Regions from separate parts of the Homo sapiens genome. Here regions 1 and 3 are each linked to region 2. The links are chromatin loops, found by intact Hi-C in ENCODE. Cell type or tissue: heart left ventricle. All regions are shown on one strand. Each heading gives the region's core, and the rest is flanking DNA. Links, peaks and the distances in the headings are about the cores only.

Region 1 (11,117 bases), core at 1,230-9,229, 620 kb after region 2:
ATCGTCTTGATAGAGGGAAAAGAGGACAAAGAACACCATGAGCTGGATCTTCCACTCACATTTCATTGGCCAGAACAATTCAAGCGGCCAAACCTAAAGCCAATGAGAATGGAAAAATATAATCCACACCCAAGGTAGGATGAGGAATATTTTTTGACAATAATCAAGCTACCTCAAGAACTTACAACCTTATGAGGTCTTATGCAATGATTTTTGTCCTCATATTCAGACAAAATCTACTACCTTGTAACTTACTAGTTGGCCCTCAATGTGTCTTCCAATTTGACACTTAAAGCCTAAATCTTCCTCCCGTCAATAAATCTATATGACATTGAGATTTATATGAGCACCTCAAGCATCCTAGAGAGCATAAAAAGATAACTATAGAAAACCTTCCCACCTTCAAGAATCTAAGGCTTAAGTGTACCTAATTTTTCTCTGAACAAAATTATAACAGTCCCAAAGCACTATGGAAACAGAGAAGAGGAAGTTGATTACATCAGACTAGACATCAAGGGAAAGTGTCACATTTCCAACCCAAACTTCCCCCTTCTTTCAACTTTACTCTTATGCTATGATTCCAGACCCTTTTCTTCCTATAGCCAATATCCTTCTTGTAGTATGTTTACCAGAAACAAAGATAATATTACAGGCTTTTCTGACCTAATCAGTGTAGAAAAGAATTACAAAGGCAGGTTAAGACTCCGTTTGGTCTTTTTCCTTCCCTCATAAGCTGTTCATTCATATTAAGATTATAATAAACCAAAACTATGAGGTTTTACACATGTATAAATACTAGCCATATTATCCTTTTTCCTGTGCTGTTGGTTTCTTATTAGATCCAACATTTCAACCTAGCAAAACCATCTTAGATTCTGGTTCTTGTAGTCAATGTATTTATAATGCCTCCTTATTTCACATCCACTGAAATGTGGTCAACATGCCATTATCCACATCACTAATTTAGAAAAAAAAAAAACGCAGTATTAGATAACATGAACATCAGAAGACTTTCAATAACCAGCTTACTTTCTGGATCATTCAGTCAATTGTTACTATATAATCCAAATGACTTCCCAACCTACAGCATCCTAAATCCTCTCCAGGATAGCAAAAGAAATTTTATCAAAGAATGATGTTCAAAATTACACCTATAAATTGTGAGAGATAGGCATTTTCCTCATTGGAATCGTGGAGAAAAGGAAACAAAAACAAAAGTAGAAGATGTGATTTACTCCCTTTTCAGAATCCCAAAGAGGAAAGACTCCAACTCAAGGACAGAGGGAACATGGCGACCTCAAGGGAATAAGAGCAGCCACCAGCTGAGGCAGCATCCATATGTGTGGGGGGGATGAGAATCCACATTCTGGAAGAACATGTGAGAATGACTCAGGATGGCACATCTGCTTTAAGGTCTAGAACTACTGAACCCTCTTCAAATTCTACTGTATTGCTCTAGATAAATACATGCTTATTCTTTTTTTAACAGCTTTATTGAGATATAATTCACATGCCATACAATTTACCTGTTTAAAGTATATAATTAATGGCTTTTAGTATATTCATAGTTGTGCAACAATCACCGAAAGCAATCTTAGAACATTTTTATTACCCCCCAAATTAACCACATGCCCCTTACCTATCACTTGCCCAATCCTCCCCTTTCAATTAGCTTTAGGCAACCACTAACTGACTTTCTGTCTACGTAGATTTACCTATTCTGGACATTTTCTATAAATGGAGTCATACAGTACATGACCATGTATGACTGCCTTCTCCCAGTCAGCATCATGTTTTCAAGGTTCATCGTGTTGTATCAAGTAACAGTATTTCTCTTCTTTCTTTTCTTCTTTAAATAGCTTTACTGATATATAATTCATATAATGTATGGTTCACCCATTTAAAGTGTTCAATTCACTGGGCACACAGGCTCATGCCTGTAATCCCACCACTTTGGGAGGCCAGAACAGTGGAATAGCTTGAAGCCAGGAGTCTGAGACCAGCCTGGGCAGCAAAGCAAGACCCTGTTTATAATAAATAAGTAAATAAATAAATAAGGCTCAGTGACATGCACCTGCAATCCCAGCTACTCAAGAGGCTGAGGCAGGAGGATCACTTGAACCCAGGAGTTTGGAAGCTGCAATGAGCTATGATCATGACAACTGCACTCCCGCCTAGGCAACACAATGGGACCCCATCTCTAAAAAATAAATTTAAAAAATAATAAAGTGTTCAATTCAATGGCTTTTAGTATATTCACAAGTATGTGCACCAATCACCATAGTCAATTAAAAACATTTCACCACCTCAAAAAGAAACCTTATACCTTTGAACTATCCCACCTGTACTGGCCTAACTCCCCCAGCCCTAAGCAACCACTAATCTACTTTGTCTACATGGATTTGCCTCTTCTCAACGTTCACGTGAATCGAATAACATGGTATGTGGTCTTTTGTGACTGGCTTCTTTCACATAGCATAAGCGTGATATTTTCAAGGTTCACCCATGTTGTAGCATGTATTAACACCTCATTTCTTTTTATGGTTAAACAATATCCCACTGCATAGATATATTACATTTTGTTTATCCATTTGTCCATTGATGGATGTGTTTCTACCTTTAGGCTATCATGCATAATGCTGCTATAAACACTGAAGTGCAAATTTTTATGTTCACATATGTTTTCATTTCTCTTGGGAATCTAACCAGGGGTAAATTTGCTGAGTCATATGATAACTCTATGTTTAATCATCAGAGGAACTGCTAGACTTTTCCAAACTGGCTGCACCACCTCACATTCCTAACAGCAGTGTATCAGAATTCTCATTTCTTCACATCCTCTCCAACACTTGTAATTGGACTTCTTTATTCCACATGCTTATTTCCAATGATCACTTTCTCCTTCTTTAAAGGGCTTACAAACTTCACTCAATAATATTTTCAAGAGTTTTGTCCAGGATATCAAATTCCTCAGCCTTTAGATTGTAGAATTTTCTTTCTATTTTTAAGAGACAGTATGGATAACTGTCTTTGTGAGTCTCCTGCAATCACTCCCATTCTCCAAGCTTGCCATTTCTCAAAGATCACTTTGTATTAAGGCAAACAGAAAACTGGGTATCCACTGTGTCTTTTTCTTCAACACTGAGAAGAAAGTTTGCACAAAAGCCGCCTCCAAAACATAGATTATTTTTATTTGCAGATTTTTAAAGTTACATTAATTGTGGTTATTTGACATTAACTTATATTTTTATGTCCCTATATTGTCCCTGTGTTGAGGTATAATAAGTAACATGTCATGAAAGACTAAATCAATATTATAAGAGAAAAGATTATTTAACCACAAAATCAGATATAATATATCCAATTGATAAATGAATGCCTATTTTAAATACAGGGTCTAATATTTTTTAAATGATCTATTATAATACATAATGATTGTCCCAAAAGTTTTTAATCAATTCAGATTTTAAATGGGTTATCATTTGTATTATTAACATTGTAGTTTACTACTAAAAATGTATTGAGTCCAATAATTTTAAAACAGAGTATAAAAAGATATTTATTTTATTGTTATTCCAATCCAACATTATGACTCTGTATAACCTAAAATTGAACAAGAGACATTTTGAATCAAAACATTCAGTTATCTCCTCTTTTGTAGGTAATCTAAGAGCTAACAATCAAACTTATAAAGAAATTAGCTCAGGTAAAGCTATCTTGTCACATTTTTCTGGAAGCTGACATGGTCAATCTTCGTCAAGTATGGAAAACAGTGAAGAGTACTGAAGTAAGAAGCTGTGTAAGAGATTTCAACAACTACAAATTTCCTTGAAGATGAATATTATCTGTATGAGTCTATTACTGAAATTTTCATTCATTCCCATAACACCAAACATTCTCATATTCAAAACATAAATACTATGCAGCCATAAGAAAGAACAAGATCATGTCTTTTGAGGGAATATGGATGGAGCTGGAGGCTATTATCCTTAGCAGACTAATGCAGGAACAGAAAACCAAATGCTGCATGTTCTCACTTATAAGTGGAAGCTAAATGATGAGAACTCATGAACACAAAGAAGGGAACAACAGACACTGGTGACTACTTGAGAGTGGAGGATGGGAGGAGGGAGAAGAGCAGAGAAGAAAACTATTGAGTGCTGGGCTTAATACCTGGGTGATGAAATAATCTGTACAACAAACCCCCTGACACAAGTTCACCTATATAACAAACCTGCACATGTACCACTGAACCTAAAATTTTAAAAAATATAAATACAAACTGTTTTATTACCAAATATAACTTTAAATTATCTGCCATTTTGATTATGTAATTCAAATTCAAGCCCCTACTCATTTTAGCATGTTTAAAATTCTGTCGATCTAAATTATACAGCTTCTCACATTTTCTAGGCTGAGTAGTTAATAGAGGCATATATTTAGGCCAACGCCTAAACCTAACTTTACTTGCATTTCGCTTAATTCCATTCCTGTCCAGTCCTAAGGAATTAATCCTCTGGAAAGAAGAGGATCGTATCTGGGAAGTCCCAGGTTGCTAACTTAGAGGAAGGAAAAAGACTTGAAGAGTAGCAAACATCTCTCATTTTGTTAGTTTGTTTTCAAAGAAGCTTCCGAAGTAGAAGGCGCATCAATACAGGGACATCTAGTGGCAAAGATAAATCAATGCAGTGATTGGCTCCTTGACAATATAGGAACCTTACCTTTGGTCTATCTTCATATTTAAGGGGGAAAAAAATTCCCGAACTCTCAATAATGGCCATTCATAGTATTTATAACAGCAATTGAACAACAAAAAAATGCATGCAAAAGCAAAGAATTTGAAGCAAATTTTCTTTTTTACATGATAACATAAAACTAGGCTTATAGCCAAGATGGATTTGTACTCATCAGGTTCTATATCTTTTCGAGCCATAGCAGTATTAAGAAGTAAAATAATCATTATACAAAAATTAATCTTTCTAGAAACATTAAAAGCCACAATAAACCAATTCCCCTTTATGTTGTAGAACATTAGTTTAACAGTATTACTTTATAAAGCCATACGACGATAATAAAAAAACTAATAGAAAACTAATGATCTATATCCCAATTGAAATCAATAAAAGAAAATAACAGTGACTCCTAATTAAGCCATTCCGCATCCTTAAGGTATTTTCATATGTGCCTCTTTTAAAGAAATCTTTTTGCTTTTTTCTTTAAAATGAGATGGAAAATCAAGGAAAACTTACTTCAAGGCAAATACTATTTTCCTCATTAGCTTTCTTTCTTGCTGGAATGGAAAAAGCAACTGCTTCTCAGGTATTTAGGTATTGCCGGAGGGTTGTGGAGCCAAAAAAAGAAAAGAGTAAGCATTTAGATCTGGGTCTCAAACAGTATAAAGAAACTGATACAAAGTTTTTATTTTATAAGTTAATAAATAGAAATGACTAACATCAGTACGTTAGTTATTGATGTTGATCATTTCAAAAGGCCAGCCTGGGATCTTACTTCAGGCTGAAATCCGGAAGAGGCATTTAACAGGTGAGGTATTTTGTTTTCACTTTGCCTTCCACTTGTGAGTTATCCTTCACCAGCAGGGAAAACCGCCTGCAGCACTTCTGGCATACTGGCTTTTCCTATCTCAATGCAGTTCCTTTTTTCCTAATAATGACCCTTCACTATAATTTCTCTTTTTTACTGACATTAAAGTGGACTTTAATATTTTGAAGGCCAATTCACTCACATGGGTTTATGAAAACACGAAGGTTGTATTTGGAATTGTTACTCAGTCATCAGGCAGAGCTCATATTCTCATTTTTGTGGACATCTTATTTCTGACCTTTCAAATGCTTTCTGTCCTCCCGCTCAGCTTCTCAGCACTTACCAGTCATGAGATGATTTGCCATTGATTTTTATTGAGGAAGCCTGAAATTGCTAAACATCTCATTTTGCCCATTCCCACGTCACAGGTTGATCCTAGTTTTATACAACTATCTCATATAGCACATAAATATATAATACAATATGTTAAATACCTATAAATAACAAGTAAATAAAGTAATGCAAGGTTTAAAAATATTGAGCAACTTGTAGCTAAAAAAGCAGCAAAGCATAACCAATGATTACTTGAACCCAGGTGAGGGAGATGGGGAAAGGGTGCAGCATTCTAATGAATGTAAACAAATAGAGTATGATTGTGGAAATGTATTATTATACATGCATTTCAATATTAAGTATACATTTCTCAATCTTTTCCCCATGTGTTCCCACAAAATGTCCCTTCTGCCAACACTTTTTCTCAGACTTCAATGGATACAGTACCCATCATGAATAAGATTTTTTTTTAATTTGTAATCAAGAGTCAGACTAGACTTGGGGTACAGTTAGGCTGACAAAGTCACTACCATGTAAACTCACCCAAAGGGACATATTAGGATATGGTTAGAGAGGACTAGAACTGGAAGAAATGTGTGAAGTTACGGTTTTTGATACACACACTATATTTATACGTATACACACACATAAATACATACACATGCATATATATACACACATGCATACATATGGAAATAAGTATAGCTATAAATATGTAAATTTTATATATGTTTATCCCCTTATCTGCCCATTGGAATGCCTGGAAGCAATGATACCTCAATATCAATGAACATACCTAATGTCCAGACTTTGGACTTTAATTACCATTCTTCACTAAAAGAAACTAAGTCTTCATAGAGAAACAGCAGACTATAGACAGAATTAAAACAAGGGAAGTATAAAATGAGCCTGGAATGTCTTGTTATGCCAAGAATCAAGGAAGCACACAAAAAATGGTAAAGGCATGTCGAAAGGACACAAAAGCCAGCTTGAGCAAATTCCTGGCTAAATTGGGAGGAATTTGAGCATTATATCAAGTAAAGATGGTAACAAAGTATAACCCATTGAAGAGTAAAATAGAAAACACACACATTTAAATAAATGAATAAATTGAAAGTTCGATGAGAAAAGAGATGTGTCATATAATCTTAAGGGACTGTTCCACAAAACACTCTTACGAAAAGGAAAAGAGAGTAAGTTTACAGTAGAGATGTCTGGCAGATACCACCTTAATCAAATGATCAAGGTAAATACCATCAGAAACAGGAAAAATTAAAATCAGGTGCCACATGACGGGATGCAATGAGAACTTAGCATCACATCTATCATGTTCCTCACAATTACAAATTAAAGAACATTCTTCAAAATAATGGGCCTTTTATGTTCAAAAGTGTCAAGGTCGTGAAAGTTAAGATAAGACTAAGGAACTGTTCCAAAATGAAGAAAGATAAAGAAACACGAGACCTAATTACAATGAGTGATTCTACTGGATCCTTTTGCTATCAGTGGCATGACTGGGACAACTGATGAAACTTCAGTGGATTCTGAGGAACATACCGTAGTAATGTATCAATGTAAATTTCCTGATTTGGTAGTTGGATCTAGTTATGTAGGAGAATGTCCTTGTTAATGAGAAACACACATGAAAGCATTCAGCAACATACTACTAAATTATTCAAGAAAAACATAATAGTTCCAGTACTATACTTTCAACTTTTCTATAAGTTTATGCTTATTCCAAAATTTTTTAAATATAATACTGTGTATGAAAGTCTATCCAAGCATTTCAGTAAAACTGTATTCAAAATATTTGTATAAAATATATTCAAAACCAAGTTTCTATATCAATTTCATGAATTTACTGTTTGTTTGGAAAACTTATCACCCTGTAACTATTTAGCAAGTAGTACAATTATTTTTTTTTCTATTTGACATGATTCACTTAACAAAGAGTCAGTGAGTACATTTCAGAGCAGATATGGTCATGGCAGAGAATAAGGTAGACAATGCCTCCATCTTATAGGGTTTACATTCTTTTGAGGGGATGGGCAATAAACAAGTAAATAATTTCAGTCTGGGCATGATGGCTCACCCCTCTAATCTCACACTTTGGGTGGCTGAGGCAGGAGGATTGCTTGAGGCCAAGAGTTTGAGACCAGCCAAGGCAACATAGTGAGACCCCATATCTATTAAAAAAAAGTTTTAATTAGCCAGGCATGGCAGCATAAGTCTGCAGTCCCAGCTACTCAGGAGCCTGAGGTGGAAGGATCACTTGAGCCTGGGAAGTTGAGGCTGCAGTGAGCCATGATTGTGCCACAGCACTCCAGCCTGGGTGATAAAGTAAGACCTTGTTTCCAAAAGAAAGAATTTCAGGTGGTGTTGTGATATGAAGAAAATAAAACAGGTAATATGAGAGAAAGTAAATAGGGTAGAAGAGGGTGACTTCAGGGAAAGTAGTCAGAGAGGGCTTCCCTGGGAAGATGATATTCAAATGATGAGAACTAGCCCTGAGAAAATCTGGACAAAAATGGCCCAGACAAGGGAAACACATTGTACAAAGACCCTGAGCAAGAATGAGCATAGTGCTTTGTAGGAAGAGAAAGGCAGCCATTGTGGCTGGAAAGAAAAAACAATGGGAGTTTATACGAAATGATGTATTGAAACCACCTTCATAAAATTAATAAAAGACCACAAGATTGGAATTATGGTAAGGGCCTAAATTTTGGTAAAGTATATTCCCTTCTCGCTGACCTTTTCTTCCTCCATATATGATTGCTTGCACAAGTCATTTCAATAAACGGTAGTCACTAATAACTGATAATCTTCCTATCTAGCCTCTGGTCAGGCTGCCTGCAAGATTAATTAACTTTTCTTTTAAACAACAATGATTCTTGGGTCATATAGACCCCCTTCATGTCTTCTAGAAGTCAGATTGGCCAAGGAACCAAGCAGCTGTGACCACTGGGGATCTCACCTCTTGCAAACCTCTCTGCTAACTATAGACAGAGTTAACAATAGCCTGTCATTGGTTCCTACCTTGCTTTTCCATAGTAATCGAGATCACAAACACTACTGTGAAACCTAAGACCGATCTCTGAGATATTTTTCAGATTCTGCATGCAAGTGGACCAACTAACACCAACCAGACCAGTGACTTGTAATACCAACTAAAGAACTAACTCCACTGGTCTTGTGAACACCACCCCAACCCAGGAACTGACTCAGCACATGAAGACAGCTTCAACACTCCTATGATTTCATCCCCAATCTTCCTGCCAAACCATCCTTTTAAAACCTTAGCCTCTGGATTCTCAGGGAGACACATTTGAGAAATATCTCCTATCCTCATTCAATTGCCTTGTGACAAACTCTTTCTTTGCTGCAATACCTGCTGTCTCCATGTTTGGCTCTATCTGCACAGTGGGTAAGAACTTAACAGTCTGAGATAAGATGTAAGTGCAAAATCATACAGGGCCTTGTGGGTCGTGTTGACAAGTTAGGGTTTGGTGCTAAGGGCACTAGATAACCACGAAAGGGTTTTAACCTTTAACGATCTCTCTTACCTTTTAAAAAAATCACATTGTCTATAGTACTGGACAAATGGCTTGACTGAAAGAAAGGTAGCAGAGTGATGAATTAGGAAGTTATTACAGTACAAATGGAATTTATTTGGTAAAAAAACAAAAACAGGATAATAGTTGAGACATAAGGAAGTAGATAGATCGAGGATATATTTTGGACTTTTATAAAATATATTTTATACTTCTATAAGATATGTATTTTTATAAGATATGTATTATCTTTTATAAGATATGGATTTTTGGTTGAGAAAATTCTGTGTATTTGAATTAACTTCTTTCTATTTTAGTACTTAAGTCTCTAATCTTGGCAGAAATAATGTAATTAGGAGCCTGTGAGCCTGGTTAGACCAAAAACAAAAGAAATCAGGACAAAGTAAAAGTGAATAAAGAAAGGACTTTTTTTTGATGTGTACTTCTTTCAACAAAAATTATCGCTAAATGTGGTACAAGAAGTGCTAGGTAGTATTAATTTTTATTCAAAAGAAGTATTGGCCAGGTGCAGTGGCTCACGCCTATAATCCCAGCACTTTGGGAGGCCAAGGTGGGAGGATCACTTGAAGTCAGAAGTTCAAGGTCAGCCTAGCCAACATGGTGAAACCCCACCTCTACTAAAAATACAAAAATTGGCCAGAAGCAGTGGTTCACACCTGTAATCCCAGCACTTTGGGAGGCCAAGGTGGTCAAGATCACAAGGTCAAGAGTTTGAGACCAGCCTGGCCAATATGGTGAAACCCTGTCTCTACCAAAAATACAAAAATTAACTAGGCGTGGTGGCAGGTGCCTGTAGTCCCAGCCACCTGGGAGGCTGAGGCAGGAGAATCACTTGAACCTGGGAGGCAGAGGTTGCAGTGAGTCGAGATCATGTCACTGCACTCCAGTCTGGTTGACGGAGCGAGACTCCATCCCTCAACAAAAAAGTATCAATTGACACAAAATAAGCACAAGTTTGTCATTTGAAGGAAGAAAAAAGAATGCATTTACAATTGAGGAAAAAAAAAACAAAACAAGAAATGAGATGCCAGGAAATACCATAACCCTGAAGGTTTGCATGGTGAGTTGGAGACAGAAAGTTTTAAGAAATCAGAATGTCAGCCCAGCACTCTGGAAATTTAATTAGGGAATACATCATTACTAACTAAGAGAAGGATGTGTCAAGCTATTAAATTTAACTAAAACTTAGAGAAATACATTTCTGGAACCCACTTTAACCCACAACCAAATTTTGCAATGACCAGTGATCTACCCAGATGAACTTACCCTCCCAAGAGCAGTTTCTTCAGAAATGAAAGGACCCGGAATATACCAGAGTTGGGTTTGTTTGTTTGTTTGTTTGTTTGTTTCCCTGAACTCCCCTTATCTGCCTAAAAAAGAACCTTCCAACAGAATTCAGCTGTCATAAATGCCCTCCCTGAGGAGTTTCACAACCAGGGAAGATTGACTTCTACAACCACAAATGAGAAGCCAGCACAAAGATAAGAACTTGCCTAAAAAGACATCATCACAAACTATCATATCTCCCATCTATTCTCCTAAGTGTTTATTTATCTTTCCTAAAAATCATTTGTTTTCCCATAAGTGCCATTCTACCTCTTCTTTCTCCTGTTAATAGTGTATATAGGCCTCTAAATCTAACCTCATCTTTGAGTCACATGATTCTGTGAA
Region 2 (8,000 bases), core at 1-8,000:
ATGGCATTATAGTTATATAAGAATAATTATCAACAGGGGAGAAGTTAGAAAAAAAGAAGAATCTAGTCATACTGTAATGCTTACAATGTAGCAAATATTCAATGTAAAATAGAGAAAGTTCAGAGATATTAAATAACAAACTTACTTGCCGACATTTTTAATCAATTCTGGTCATATAAGAGGTAAAAGTTCACATAAGATTGCTATTAGCATACATGTATAAGTGAAAATGATAAATGTGCTAAAAAGTTAAAGAATAAGAATCAATGTCTTGGAAACTAATGAATGTCAGGAGAGTTCGTGAATAGCATTAGGACCTCTTACACAGACCATCGTCCCCTGAGTGCTTTTGATCTAATGACAGACCTTGAGGCAATGCATGGCTGGATTTCCTGCCCAGCTTCCAAGAGTGTCTCTCTCAGCATCTTCTCCTCTTTTCAAATCATAAAGCGTTCTAGTTTTTACATGCACTAATATTATGCCCTCAAAAGACCATAAAATATTTTTTGAAAACTGAGGAATTATTCATTTGATTTTGATCTAGTCTTCTTTGTGCACAAGCAAAAATACTACCATTAGTTTTTGGCACTCATTTTTATGGTGGTTTTCATATCTGAATGCCACTTTATTTTTTAGATAACTTACTTAATCGGTGTTTAGTTATATATGTATCCAACATTCCCAATCTAATTCTCACACTTTTTATTAGGACTAGTTAATTGCTTAAGGAAGTTCCACCAAAAACACTTAAAAGCTCTAGCTGTAGCTCTGTAAAGGGGTTAAGATGAGCAAATCTAATTGTTATTTAAGTAAAAAGGAATGACGAGAAGTGGACAAAACGAGGCTACTGCCTTAATAACTATGCTGTTATTTGGATCCTACTTACCTAGCAAAAAACAACTCCAATTATAGGGAAAACAATCCCTAGGAATAAAAACAGACACTACTCAAGATGATACACACAGTTAGCTCCTTGTCTCAAAATGCAAACAAAGTTAAATGATTTTGCTTCTAAAATGTTTTGCAAAATGTAAACTCACAAATAGCTTAATTATATTTTGATTATTTCAATTTAATTTATAGTGAATGTCTCAGTTTGTAATATGTTTTTTCAAATGAAAACCATATGGAGATTTTTTTAAGTAGTATATTCAAAAAACTCTCAAACTCTGGAAGTTGTCAGTGATAGCAATCTCTCTAAAAAGTCTGCCTGTGAGAACACTTGACATGTACAGATAAAAAGAAACTTGACACCATAAGGTTCGAAATCACTTTTTTCCTAAATATTGTATTCCTAGTTCATCTAATGTCATGATCATCTGCCTAACATACTCAAAAGATATGTCTCTGATTTCAGTGAGAGGATATAACAATACTGTATCTTCTCTAAGTATTAAAACTGCAACAACAAAACATTCTTATTTGACTTAAATTTTTTGATTTTCACAAGTCAAGTTCTATTAAAAAGTAGGTGGACCAAAGAAAAATGACTGAAAAGCTAAATTTATCACTGCAATAAAACCCTATAAGCTTCTGATTTTTCAGTTCAACTTGATTCTGCAATTATGCTACCAAATTTCTAGATCATTCCACATGATGGAACTAGCACGGCAGTTGGATGACATTTTTAAAAAGTCAATTTCACAATGTCATCTCTGGAAGCAACCATCTCAAACTTTGTTTTGTAATTGATCACAATTAAAAGCTAAGGAGATAACATTTGCTTTACATTAGACTTTTCAGAAAATACAGCTATTCAGTAAGAACCTCTAACAAGAATGCAGACTACTAGAGTATAAAAAAGGTGATAGCTGAAGAGCACCTGTCAGAGCCCTGTGGGATGGAATGGAAGAAAATAAAGTCAGAGTTTGTTCTCTCTCAATTTATTAGTTGAATGTGAAAAACACTTGACATTTTATTTTTCTAAAATATGAACCCAAATTTCAGAAATTTTTCAAAGGTTTACACTACAATGATCTTGGTGGTAGCTTTGGTTATTTTCAGTTGAGAGTGAGCTAAAAATAATTATCTAGGACTCATGCTGAACATGGGATTTCCTACCAGTAAGGGCACAGGCAAATGCAACCCCTTATGTAACATATGCAAGAAAATATTTAAGTAACAAAAATGTAAACACCATACTAAAACTGAAAATGTATAGCTTTGTTGATAGTCTTATTTCTTCTCTTCTTCCCATAGAAATTTCCTTAAATCAACTTAGTCACTACCTCAACCTCAGGAGAATGGGGAGATAAATATTTCAGGTTAAAAGTCTTTTATTTCTTTTTCATCCATTTTTCCTACCATCCAGCCAGCACTTACAATAAGCAAGACACTGGGCCAGAATTTTCTAAATGAAATGCTTATGGCTGAGAAAAGGAAGCTACAAAAATTTGATTCCTTTTATAATAAAAATTGTCTTAATCTGAATCTGACTTCCTTAGTTCCTGAGACTAGAAAGCAAATTCTCAATACAGCATAAGCAGTTCAGCAGGCTCTCTCCCTTCCAAACTTCCTGAGAGACTGCTGCTGAGGCTGGACCCTGAAATAATAACTCCCAAACAAGGGGATGTTTCATATCACGAGGACAAACACTGCTCACTAAAGAGCATTTCTGAAGTGGATCTCTAAAATACGATAAAAATAAAAACTATTTCATTTATTTGTGTTCATGCTAGCTTAAAAATGGGCTAAGGATGCTGATTCCACATAGCTGTATAACTGTTGCCACAGAATTAAACATTACCCACTGAATAATATCTCTATGACTTCAAACTTCCATTAGGTCTCTTTAAGTGGTTTATACCTGGAGAGGAGGAAACACTTGCCACAGACATAGCATAAATATTCAGTTATTTAAACTTACTTCACAAGATGGAAAATTTTTACTAAAATCCTATTAAACCAAAACCACAAGATTCTTGCATAAAATTATTTCAATATTCTAACAAGGTACTGGGAGAGACAGAATGGCATTCCTTAAAATTTTAAACACATTCGGAGGGAGAAGACTCTATTAGGTAAAAAGAAAATGAAATGAAAGAAAATGTGCATGTAGATAGAGATGGAGAACAGAAAAAGACTGACCAAAAAAAAAAGTACCAGAACAACCTCTATATTAATTTAAATCAACTTCAAAATTAGCCAGAGCTAACAGTGACTAGTTACATTCAAGTATAAACTCTTTCAAGAAACAGATGTGTGTTACAATGACATTTCATTCTTCAGCTAGCTTCTTCAAGAACTCTAAATTAAGTCAGCTTTTACCAGAAGCGAGCCAGCATCCACATTATTTCATTTTGTCCAAATGTGCTTCTTTGTATACCATGATTCTATTGCCTTTTGATCTTTTTAGAATTTCTAGTAAGTGAAAATCTATGTATCTATGATATAAAATCTGTCTATATTAATCTGCAGTGTAAAAATAAGTAATATACCCTGTCCCAATCACTAAAAGCATCACACACAGATATAAACGTTATACACATAATAAATGTATTTTTAAAAGTTAATCTATATATCTATATATAAAGTAAAATGCCATATATAATTTTCTCTTTATTTCTTGATGTAGAATTGGAATTACGGCTATTGTTAACGAATTCATAGAGTATAAGGAAAGGTGATGGAGAGGACATGACATTAAACATTTCCAGACTTTTTCATCTGAAATCAGTTTGAAATTGCAAACCGGAGTGAACTCAGAAAATGGCTCCAAAACTCACCTAATCTAAATTCCTACTTTAAAAATTCCACACTATCAAAATCTCCAATCTGCTCTATACACAGAATGAACCATTTTCATTGTGTTTCCATGAAAGTGGTATTTATATAAACAGTAGTGAAAAGTTAGCCCTTTACAGACACTGTTACAATTTTCATCCATTAAAGCTAGGAGCAGGCTTGTGACTTTTAGTTTCCTAAGTTACAAAGATAATGACCTACAAACATAAGCACTTTCATTTCTAAAGAGACATTAGATAACCCAATTATAGACTAATCATCATGAACATGTGTTGTGTTTACAGTGTATCCATAAGCAATCCCTGTTACATACCAAACTCCTAAAGGCAAATTCATAATTAACTGGAAATATTGATACTGTGTTATAAATCAGGTTAATATAAAGGTCTTTTATTAAGGAACTCTGCTAAATCTCCCCCTCCGATGAAAATAATCATATTTTAAAATAAATGCAATAATGAGAAATGAAGAAAAAAGGGCAAATAGACTTGGCAACTATTAGAGTGGTACAAAAATGAGCTATCAAGATTACACATATAATTTTAAAGACTGTATATTGTTATTAAATCTACAAAGACTTTTCATTATAACTGAAGAGGTGACATTAGTATCTCAAATATTACAAATCTTTAAAAATATAGAGCTGCACTGTCCAATATGGTAGCCATTAGCCACCTGTGTCTATTTAATACTTGAAATGGGGCTAGGCCAAACTGAAATGTGCTTTAAGTGTAAAACACACACAAGATATTTAGACTCACAAAAAAACAGAATGCAAAATATTTCATTTTTTTTACACCGATTACATGTTGACATGCTATGCTGGGTTAAATAAAGCATATTATTATAATTCATTTCATCTGTTTCTTGGGTGTGTATGGCCTCTAGAAAATGTAAAATCAAATGTATGGCTTGTGTTGTATTTCTACTGGACAGTGCTTATCTATAATGTTTATAGGACTGTTTTCATCAAAGCCACTGGGTGACACTGTTTCTTCACTAAATTGATACAACCAAAGCAATTTTCTGCCAGGGGAAAATCACACATGCACACACACAAATCATAAATGCACATACAGGTACACACATGCACATGCACATACACACACTTCAGCAAACAATATGTGCCCCCTGTAACCAGTCATCTTCTCAGGAGGAAAGAACATGAGTGCCCTTAATGTAATATTATTATTATGTTAGCAGGACTGGCTATACTTGAAAGCTTTAATAATCATTCACAGATTCCTAAATAACAAATGACAGCTCTAATCAAATCAAAAACACAGACATTGCTTAGTTTGTGACTTCTCTCAAATAGCTTTCCATCTTCGAAATGGTAATGTTCTTCATGACCTCCTCTGATATTATACCCTATTTACTTATATTTTAATGAAATTCTAAGGAAACACTGCAAAATAACAGGTGAAAAAAATTACCAGCTGTTTTTGCTAATGAAGAAATGCCTTAACAATCTGCAGATTATGCTTTGCCTTGAATTTGGAAATCCTGAACATACAAAAATAAACATATTGAAAATCTAAAATAAAAATATTCAATATTTAAGCCACTGCTAAATACTTTTGTTTGATAAGACTCCACAAAGTTAGACTTTTCAGTGCAACTGATATTCATTTACGTGACAAAGTCAAGAATAATTCATTCCAGAGGCTACCTGGTATTAACAAGTTTTGTGTTATTTACACATCTGACACTCAATCTGATTATTCAGTCTTCTAATGCTGAATGAGAATTTAGAGTTGGCTCCATGGGAAAAATTACAAATGATACCCAGGGTTAAAGTTAGCAGCCTGACTCCTTTCCTACTGTTTCCTCAGTAGCACAGTCAAGTCAAAGAGGAAATGGACAAAAGCCATCTTGCCTTGGGCTATCTTCACACATATAGCTAACTCTCAGTTTCCTTCTCTCTAAAATCAGACTAATTGTAGTCTACTAACTACAGCCTTTTCAGAATTAAGCATTTAAAATATCAGTGCAACCAGCTATTTACAGTCATAAACTAACTCGACATAAATACAATCAATCAGTGTACTATTTTGAAGTGTAACATGTCCTAAATGAAATATTATTTTACCTTTGTTTCAGAGCAGACTGTAAAGGTACACCAAAGTAATTTCCATTTTCAAAAACATTCTCCATGTCTTCAAAATGTAAAGTTGCTTAAAATCTAAGCCATTTATGTTTAACCATCTATGTGTTGAGGACCTTCTGAAAACCTATGACACTAAGACTTTTTGCTCCTAAGAATGAACAAATGAAGTTCTGCATACAATTTCAGAGAGGAGATGAATGAGTCCTGGAGCCAGGTTAAAAACCTGCTCCAAGTTATTATATGCATTTCTCCATTATCTAAGATATTTCACTGTGACTTCCCTTTTTCTTATGTTCACTTCTCATTAATCTCACTAGGCTCTAAACTTTGCAGAGACAAATGCTGTGTCACATCTATCTGTATATTATTTTTGATTTTTAGCACAAGGACTAATGCACAGATAAAATGTGTTGATTTGAGACCTGGTAGGTTGATTGATCAAAGGCCTTTATGGATAATGGGTAACATTAGCTATGGGTAGCATCTTCTTTTAAAACAGTGGTATACATTCACAATGAACAGGTATGGTCAACTAATATTTTTTACGATTGTCATACAACACATCTTCCTCTAAACTACAACTCAGGCACATCTGTTAGACTTTTTTCTCAGTGATCAAATCTGTATATTTTATATCAATAACAGCACAAACATACATTCTCAGTTCAAAGTTAAAACAATTCCATAGTAGCCTTACTAAAAAAACAAACAACAACAAAAAATCTCCTTTAATAAAAAATACTACCTATCATGAAAGTATATATAGGTAATTACCAAAAGGATTCAAGTTTCTATATAAAGGAATTATCTTCATTTGAACATTAATGGAACACATCTTTAGGTGCAAGAATAGGAGACTGGACTTTCTGAGGGTCTTCAGAATTATTTCACAGAGGTTCATTAAACACATGAATGCAGAATATAAGCATAATATTTTTTAATCTCAATTTGAGGGTTTTTTTAAGAAGATATAAACACCACACAGAAATGGAGCAGGAAGACTCCACTGAAGAGGAGACATATGGCAGCTAAGTAAACAATTCACCATAAACCTGTAGGGTTATGCATCACTTCCGGGAGCATAAGACATTTCCCCATCGCCCAATGCAAAGGCATGATACAATAGTTGCATTGATTATCTTCACACATCCAGGACAGTATAACTCACAACAATAACTCTTTCTCAAAAACACAACTCCTATCCTAATCCCAAAATAAACTCTTTCTTTTGATAGATAAAATAACACACGTTTTCAATGAAGTCAACATTGACTCTACTGGGCTGACTGACACAAACCATATTAATGGAAAAATCTTAAAATATATAGGCATACTTCTAATTTTGAGGTTTATAAACATCCTACCTTGACAGAATGAGAACTTGCTTAAAATAGAAGTAAAATTCAATTTGGTAAAGCCTTTATTCAACTAGCGCTCTGAAGAGATTATTTCTCAGATCTGAATTTTCTAATAGACTACAACAAATTCACACAAATGTCACTGCAGATAGAATGAATGTTTTTTCATGCCAGTGTCACTCACCCTTGCCTGCCTGCACCCCCTCCCCCAAGGCTTTTCAAAATGTATTTCATACACAGAGTCACTGTTCTGGTTGTTTATTTAATTAACATGACAGCCCAGCATACACAGCATTTCTTTCAGTTCTACAGTTTTAACTTTTTACACTTTCGACTCAATACAGAAAGAGTAAAATTACTGTTTTCACTCCTTCCAGCCTCTGTAAATTTATATAGATTCACTGACTATTTATGTCACTTAAAAAACTTTTTCAGTATGCTTTAAATATCTGTATTCACAAAGTAAAATTACAATTTTTGTCCCCCCGACACACAAAAAATTCTTTTCCTTCACCTTTCCCAAGGGATAAGGAAATCTTGTTTTCCCTTTTCAGTATTTTCAGAAATTGACATTAATTAATTTTAATTCTGTCACCAAGTCATAAGTAATCAATATTGCTCTTTGAATCACCATAAACTGAGTAACACTACTGAAATGTAGAAGCTACAATTTAATTAAAAGTCCGTGATTATTTCTGAAACTTACTCAATTTGAACAATATGTTACATTGACAGGCATTTAGGAATTTAAACAATGTATTCTACATTTTGAGAAGAAATAAGCAAGT
Region 3 (8,000 bases), core at 1-8,000, 220 kb before region 2:
AGGCAGGAGAATTGCTTGGACCAAGGAGGCGGAGGTTGCAGTGAGCTGAGATCGCGCCATTGCACTCCAGCCTGGGAGACAGAGCAAGACTCCATCTCAAAATAATAATAATAATAATAATAATTAAAAAAAGAAATAAAAGTCAGTAAATTTCATTTGCTACAACTAATCAAGGATTCCATCAATCGAATAATAAAGTTTTCAAACTTAAAAATAGATCAAACTTCAAAACACTTGTAAAAATATTTTTGGAAAACAGAGTGTGTTTTCTCTAAAGAAACACTGTTAGAAGTGATTTTGAAGCTTATGAGCACAAAAAAAACATAAGTATGATAGAATTTTGTTTGTTTGTTTTCCACTGCAAATTTACCCTATTTCAATAATGTCACAAAGGGAATACAGAGGTACTGAAAAAATATCCATTTCTTCTTCATTCATTTGACAAATATTAACTGAAATCTATTGGGTACCTGGTACTATCTACACCTTAGGGCTACAGAGATGAATGAATCAGGGCTGCTACCTTTAGGTAGCTTGCAGTCTAGTGGAAGGCATTCAGGGAACTGAAAGGGGTTAGAGGATAAAGGAGAAAACCCTGTGGGTGTATCCAGTACCCCTGGTTATAAGAAGAGTGAAAGAAGTTGGTTGAAAGTGAAAACAGTTGTTTCTCAAAGTGCAGATCCTAAAACACCTGAATCTGTCCATGTGGTTCTTTTCCAAACTTTGAAAATGGTCACTCTGAACAGAGTCACCATTATCATTCATACCTCTCTTCAAAGTAGGATCAAAAAAAGAAAAAAACCAACAAAAAAGCCTATTATCCAGAAAAGAGAATTGTGAGAAGGGTGAAAGACAGATAGCAAACATACTTATCACTATAATATAGCATTTCCCTCAAAATCTTGAGCCCCTATAAGTCTCATAGATCCAACACCTAAGTCTTATCTTTGAAACATGGACTTCAAGGCTTTCTAGCTTCTGATCCACCCAGCAATGAGTTGGGAACTTGAAACTCCCTTCCCTCTCAGAATACCTGAGGGTTCCTTCTTGCTTACTGGTTTTTGAGAATGGAGTAAGCTTATCTGTAAGTCATTTTACATATAGGGCAGGTAGGTGTAATACACTACAGTTTGTAATATAATTTCTTGATTTTCTAAGATGCAACTCAAGAGATCTAAACAATGACATTGTAAAGGGAGTGACTTTCAACATTTGAAAGCAGTGCACACAAAAGGTTATGTAATTTGCCCAAGGTTACAAAGATCTTAAGCTGCAGAGATGACATTCCAACCCAGGTAGTCTGGATCCGAAGCCCTACGCTATTCACAATGCTAAATACTGGGTACCGTTCCTATGTACAGTCATTTACCTTCAATGATATGAAAATATCCTTGCCAATTTGCTATACGGTATTTTTTTTAAATAAACACTTCCTCCAATTAATGAGAGCCTAAGTAGATAAAGATTATTAAGGGGAACTTGTTAACATCATCAGTAAACTCCAAGATTTCATGGTTGACTCCCTTCTTTCACATCTTCTTTGAAAATGTCAAATTAGACTCTTCCCAGAACTAAGTATTAGGAAAGGTCCCACTATTAATATTTTTCCATCAAGAAAAATGCCACTTATTCTCTCTATTTCTGATACTTAAGCCAGATCGTTCATATGGTTTGCCCCGGAAGGAAAAACTTGTGGATTCTTGTGGAGACTTCTATTGCTAAAAGGAAGGCATCCGTCTTCATTTTCCTCTTAGGTGGTAATGAATATAAAATTGTATGATGTATCTGTCTACAAGTCTGGGTTAATCACTTCAGTTTAAGAAACTGGTTTCAGTTGTAATCTTATTATATTCAGAATGTTATGAGACAATTAAAAAATATGATTATCCTAGGATCAGCAGACATGGTGGCTCACCAAGACATTTAGCGGGCAGATGTCAGGCAGGATCATCAAGGTTTTGTATGGGAAGTATTTCAAAATGATACCCCACTCCACATTTAGCAACAATGTGTTGCTGAATAAAGGAGGAAATTAAGTAAGTAAATAAGTCATTTGGTCATAATAGTGAGTCACTCAGGATTTCTGTCATAGATTTGTTTTCTTCTTGTAGACATAATTGCTAGTTCAGTCAATGCTTCCACAGAGTGTTTGTATGGTAATACCAACAGATTTATGGAATATGAAGAGTCAATTTCTACAGAAATTCAGCACATGTTCTTTAAGACAAAGATCTATGCAAAAAAGGACAAAATGAATTCAAAAATAATCTTTTAAAATTATAATCATAAGATTAATACAAGCACTGATTAAAAATATGTTTTTTTCTGAAAATAAGGAGGAGGATGTAGGAAAAACATTGATATTAAATTTGTCTTTAACCATCATTTCAGTCAATTTTAATTTCATTTCATCTTAAAATAGGGAGATAAGGACTAAAGTAGGGTGGCAATGCTTTAATTGAAATATGCCATAAAAACAAATAAGCAAAGCTTTATCTTAAAAATGGACACAGAGCAGATGCAATGGCCCCTTTCAAGTGCTGGCCCTGCTGGCAAACTGAAGAATATATAATTAAGACAGAATAAGGTCTAACTAAAAAGAGCTTCAAAATGTCTCCCTACTAGTTTCAATACTTCAAACAAATACTTTAAACTTGCTATATTATCTCTATCATCAGCTACATTCTACTCTGGCTCAAAAGATTATAAGAGCTTCTTGAATATCCATCAAGCATGTCTTGTGGCTGCTGGACCAATTGACAGCCTCATTAAATTTCCTATGGACTATGATAACATTCTGATATTAAGACAAATAGGTCCAAAGACATTTGGAAATGTCTAATTCTAAACTGTCTTCAAAGCATATGCAGTGGCTATCATGATTGACTCTCTGTGCCAATCATGATAATTTCAACTCCAAAGCCAGGGATTTGATCAAGAATGGGTAGGCCAAGTCAATGTGAGTCAATGAGATATGAGGGGAACTTAGCTTCATGCTTCTAGAAAAGGAAATCCTTTTTCTTCAGAAGAAAGTTTGTTGCTGCCAGCAGCCATTTTTGGATCACAAGTAGAATCGGCATTAGGATGAGACCAATACTATAGACAGTAGCAGAGTAGAGAGAATAAAAAACCTAGGTGCGTTATAACATTGCTGAATTCACTAAATGCACTAATCCTGAAGGCTTCCCTCCTTTGGCCTTCTATTCATGAGAAATAATAACATCTCTTTATTGCTACAACTAGTTGAAGTAAAGTTTTCTTTTATTTACAGTTGAAAATATTCTAATACAGCATAATTTTTTTTTACCAACTGTATATATATAATATACCAACTGTATAGATAAATAGGTGGTAATAATAAAATTTTATAATGTATCGATCTACAAGTCTGGGTTAATAACTTCAGTTTAGGAGAACAGTTTTAGTTATAATCTTATTATATTCAGAATGCTATAAGGCAATAAAAAAATATGATTACCTTAGGTTCAGCCAAACACGGTAACCTACTGAGGGCTGAGTGATGAGCACCAGCTAGTTCTCTTAGCCAAGTGACTCATTTCTGCAAGCGAGCCCCCAACATACTATCCATATCTGAATCCTAGAGGCAAATTAATAATCAAAATGCTACTCATTTAATATTCTTATAGAAAGGCACTTCAGACATGTTTGGATTCTGTAAGCTTCTTAAAGATGAGCGTCATTTCATACTCATTTTCTAACCCCACAGCATTTTGCTCAGGTACCAGGCTCAGCAAAAAAAAAAAAAGCCCCTAATTAGTTTAAATGAATTCTCTTTTCTCCAGTTCTTCTTGGCAGAAAATATACAAAAATAAGCTATCCAATCTTTATTGAGGACTTTAATTCGGCTTCATATGAATTTCTAAATATAGAAAGGACTTCTTAATTCTTGACTTCCTCCCTATTGTTTCAATGAGCAAATAATATTTTTTCTTTTGGTTAATACCAGTCTCCTACCACTGTACTTTTAATTTCATCCTTCTAATAGACAGCATATTTGTTTTAATTAGTGCATTTCTTATTCATTCTCTTTTTCCTCCTCGCTTTTTCCTCGCAACTTAAAAACATTGTTAGCATTATCCTCTACTAACAAAATTAGGGTCTTTGACCCCATCTCTAAGGAGCTAACCATTTTTTAAAAAATTATAATCTATTAACATTTTGAAAGCCCTTAAAGAGAGTTCTGCTCTCACTAATTCTCTATCAATATTAATAAATATCTTAATCAAAATATCTAATGACAACATTCCTGGCTTTTTCTTGCTTCACCACCAGACATTACTGAAGCCTAGCACCTCAGGCACAGCCATCTCCTCTTCTTCTGGCCTAGCTTTTTTCCAGCCTGAGAACAAACTCACTGTCTGCTTTCCTTTTTATTATTTTTATCCACATTAATCTGTGCCCTTCCCTCCCAGCCCTCACCCTATGTTATAATGAATACAGTACCCGCTAATCTGTTGTTCCAACACTGACCACTCCTTCGAGCTTCTGGACAGCTCCACTCAGATATTCCAAAGCAATTTCACACTCAACTTTCCAAAAGAAAATATTTTATCTTTGGAAATCTTTTCCTCATGTATTTCCTACTTGGCTAAAACCAAAATCACTAACCAAAACTGGACACGTTGACTCTTAGGTTTTATTTGTATTTATTCTTTGCTTTCTTACCTTCAACATCAAATTGGTCAGTGGATCTGGAAATTTACATGCAAGACTGACATTTTTTTTTTTTTCCTTAAAAAGCCTCTCATCCCTGCTTTAATCCATCTCTCATTATATCACACGAGGATGGCTACAATATTTTTTTCTTCTAGTTTCTTCCTGCCACAAACTTGGCTTTTCCCAATGCAGAGATATTATTATGCTGCTCTGCCACTTCAGGGCTCCGCGAAGTTAGGGAACAACATTCAACTTCTTGGTTGTCTTTAAGTGTGTTAACATTTAACCTTTAACCCGCCGCCCTTTTCCAGTTACATCTCCACGTGCTCTACTAATGCCTCATCCCTCCAGCTAACCTGGATTCTCTTTACAGATATGATGCCACAACCCTATGCTTTGGTTTATGGTGTTACTTCTGCCTACCACTTCATTTCTTTTATTTAGTATTGATTATCAAGATTCAACTTTAATATATAAAAACATTCCAGCTTCATTCTCAAACTGACACCAAATTAATCACTTCAGCCTCGAAGTCTCCATAGTACTTTGTTCAACATCTATTATGATATTGTTGTATTGCTAATTATGACTAAATTCCTTGCCAGATTATGCATTTGAGAACAATTTTTGTTCATTTTTATAATCTTAGTACTCAGCATACTGTAAGAACTCAAAAAACCTAATTATTAAAAGAATGAGCTCTAATTGCCTTCTAACACAATGTGCTATTCTTACAAATGGTTCTCAACTGTTTAGAGAATCTCATTATTCTAATCGGTCTGAAAAGTGTGACTCCCCCACCCCTTGTATTCAAACAAGACCTCCTTCTAGTCCTCACAACCTCCTACTGAGTATCATGTCACTTAAGGCAACTGCCTGCAATAAACACACTCAATTAACAGGCAAACACAGATCCCCATGAGCAATGAACATAAAGGAGTACTGAAGAAAGAAGAGGCACAGTGCACTAATTTCCCTGATGCTCTCCCTCATTTTCAGCAGTCCCTGACTACAGGCCCGCTGCTTATTTTCAGAGCTCCTTTCTATGATTAGTACTCAAGCATAGGTGGACACTTCACAGAAAGTGGCTTTCGTTATAATAACAGCACACATACATCATTGGAAAACACTAGAACACTGAAGGAAAAAAATAGAGTGAACAAATTTTGACTTATTGCTAGCATAGTCGTTTGATATTATAGTTTTTAAAAACATAATGATTGGATATGGTGTTCGAATTCCTTTTATTTACTGCAGGATGACAATTTATACCTTTAAAGAAAGGTAATTCTGAAAATCTAGAGTCAATCTCTCTGTTCCCTCAAAACAAATACAACCTTTTGACCTTTCCACTGTAATTAGTACACTGGCATTCCATATGCTTTTAAGACACAATATTCTTTCTTCCTTAGGTTTGAAGGGTTAAAAAAAATTCCCCTTAAATCCAAACTAACATCTTTAAACAGATGCAATTTATCAGCTTTCAGTAATGTAACCTACCTAAGACTATGAATTATTGTCTTTCTGCTTGGAAGACATACTGCTATCTGTGCCATATTGAAAATTATATGTTAATCGTTGCCCTTGAATTATTTGTTTGCAGATCTTTCTTTAAAGTTAGACCATGTATTTTACTTAACCCTTTATTATATCACCAGTGCTTATCATAATGAAGTGCATAAAAATGTTTGCCAAATTATAAATACATTTACTTATTCACTGATGTGTTTGCCCAGGTAGACTTTCTTACTTTGAAAACAAAATACTGGACAGCCACCACGATTATTACAATCTGTTTGGCTATGACAGTTCTCAAGAAAAATGAGTACACTGACATTCTGGTTTATTAATCAGCCTCTCATGAGATAAGTTAAAATGCCTAAGTTCTGTGAAACCTGAATTCTCTGGGTAGGCTTACAGTTTTTGAGTCTGAGAAAAAAGAATAACACCTCTCTACCAGCCCCTAGACTGGACTTACGGGGCTCAAAATGAGAGAACAGAACAGTGTATCATTCTTTCTTCCTCTGATCCCTAACAATGCACATATTTTGGCAATTTGCCTTCGGCATTAGAAGGTTGTATCTGTGTGTTATCATGAAGCCACTCCTGTGGCTACTTTCTTGTAAAATGTAATTGTATTCTGGAACAAGCCATGAGCATTGAGATGCTAGGTCCTAAAATATTTTATGCTAATTTCTTCTAATTGAAAAATAGTATTATTAAAGTCAGATCAGATGACAGTTTGACCCTAAGGTAGCCTGACAATTGATTATTCACTTCTTTGTCATTTCATGTCATTCAAAACAGAGTTAAGTATGTACATTGGCTGTATACTGTCCTTGAACTGTAGCACTGCCCAACATATGAAATATAGTATATTACTGTACAATCAAAAACTTATTTTGTGGCTAAAGGAGATGAATTAACAAAACATTATTTTTCTGTAGCTGAGACACAAAAGAGACCTAGGTTTACTGTTTTAGGACTTTAGGGGGAAAGGCATAATATGCCAGAAAGGACTATCACCTGCAGTTACATTCAGAAACACATTGTTTTAATTCATATTCAGGCAAACCTTAACATATCAGAGTAGTGATGATAATAACAACCATTATACTATCAACAATGGCAATACTTATGCCTGGTACAAGTGCTCTGCACTTTCGAAGTGGACAGGGAGCTAGGACGTGCAAAGTGGGACAATGCTATTATCATTACAGCTTTCCTAAGGTTTATTCTTGGAGAAACATGAAACACACATCACAGACCCACCATAACCTACATGCTCTTGGGATTTAGGCCCAAGTATACCCGAGGTGAAACATTTATTCATGAATTCATTTCTAATTTCCATTCTATCTGCATATCTTTGTACTGTCTAGGGTGGGAATGTATAATTTAAATGTGTGCCTGCTGCCTTTTAAAATTCCCATCACTCTGACCATTTAGATTGTTTTCTTTCTTTCCTTTTCCTTTTCCTCTCCTTTCCTTTCCTCTTTCCTTTCTTCTGGTTAAGATGAGGGCTCTTTATATTGCCTAGGCTGGTCTCAAACTCCTGGGCTCAAGTGATCCTCCCAACTTAGCCTCTCAAAGTGCTGCGATTAGAAGCGTGAGCCACCACACCCAGCTTGAGTTGTGTTTCTTGATATGTCCTTTCTCCTCCAGACTATTCTTGGATGTTGGTCTCTCGTTCCTTGAAACTGACCACATGCCACCTCTCACTCAGGTCTGGAACTTGCTCATACATACGAGATACTGATTGTGCCCCTTTCCCCTGCAGTTGAGAGAAGAAAAGGGGTCAGAGGAAGTTGGAAGGTGCTTCT

Evidence for each region. A loop is a pair of places that touch in the nucleus more often than their neighbours do. Peaks named below come from ENCODE experiments on the same cell type or tissue, not always from the same donor. Only the 100,000 strongest peaks of a DNase experiment are listed, where the experiment ranks them.
Region 1: it touches region 2 in a loop (3-fold over the local background); 37 of 110 quality-filtered maps call a loop at or near these places.
Region 3: it touches region 2 in a loop (2.1-fold over the local background); 25 of 110 quality-filtered maps call a loop at or near these places.

The regions. Positions count from the first base shown.
Region 1 is chr12:19,751,057-19,762,173 of GRCh38, reverse strand. No RefSeq gene overlaps it. Among named protein-coding and RNA genes, the nearest start is that of LINC02398, 260 kb to the left of the region's middle. In heart left ventricle, for the core only: a CTCF peak has its summit at 4,668 (motif pointing left); no DNase peak of the experiment used is centred there; H3K27ac peaks cover 295 bases.
Region 2 is chr12:20,373,916-20,381,915 of GRCh38, reverse strand. The region is part of intron 1 of PDE3A (phosphodiesterase 3A); the gene reads right to left. Among named protein-coding and RNA genes, the nearest start is that of PDE3A-AS1, 7.7 kb to the right of the region's middle. RefSeq lists a silencer at 6,827-7,121. In heart left ventricle, for the core only: a CTCF peak has its summit at 4,727; no DNase peak of the experiment used is centred there; H3K4me3 peaks cover 5,655 bases; H3K27ac peaks cover 6,139 bases.
Region 3 is chr12:20,590,299-20,598,298 of GRCh38, reverse strand. All of the region lies in intron 2 of PDE3A (phosphodiesterase 3A), which reads right to left. Among named protein-coding and RNA genes, the nearest start is that of SLCO1C1, 100 kb to the left of the region's middle. In heart left ventricle, for the core only: no CTCF peak of the experiment used is centred there; no DNase peak of the experiment used is centred there; H3K27ac peaks cover 249 bases.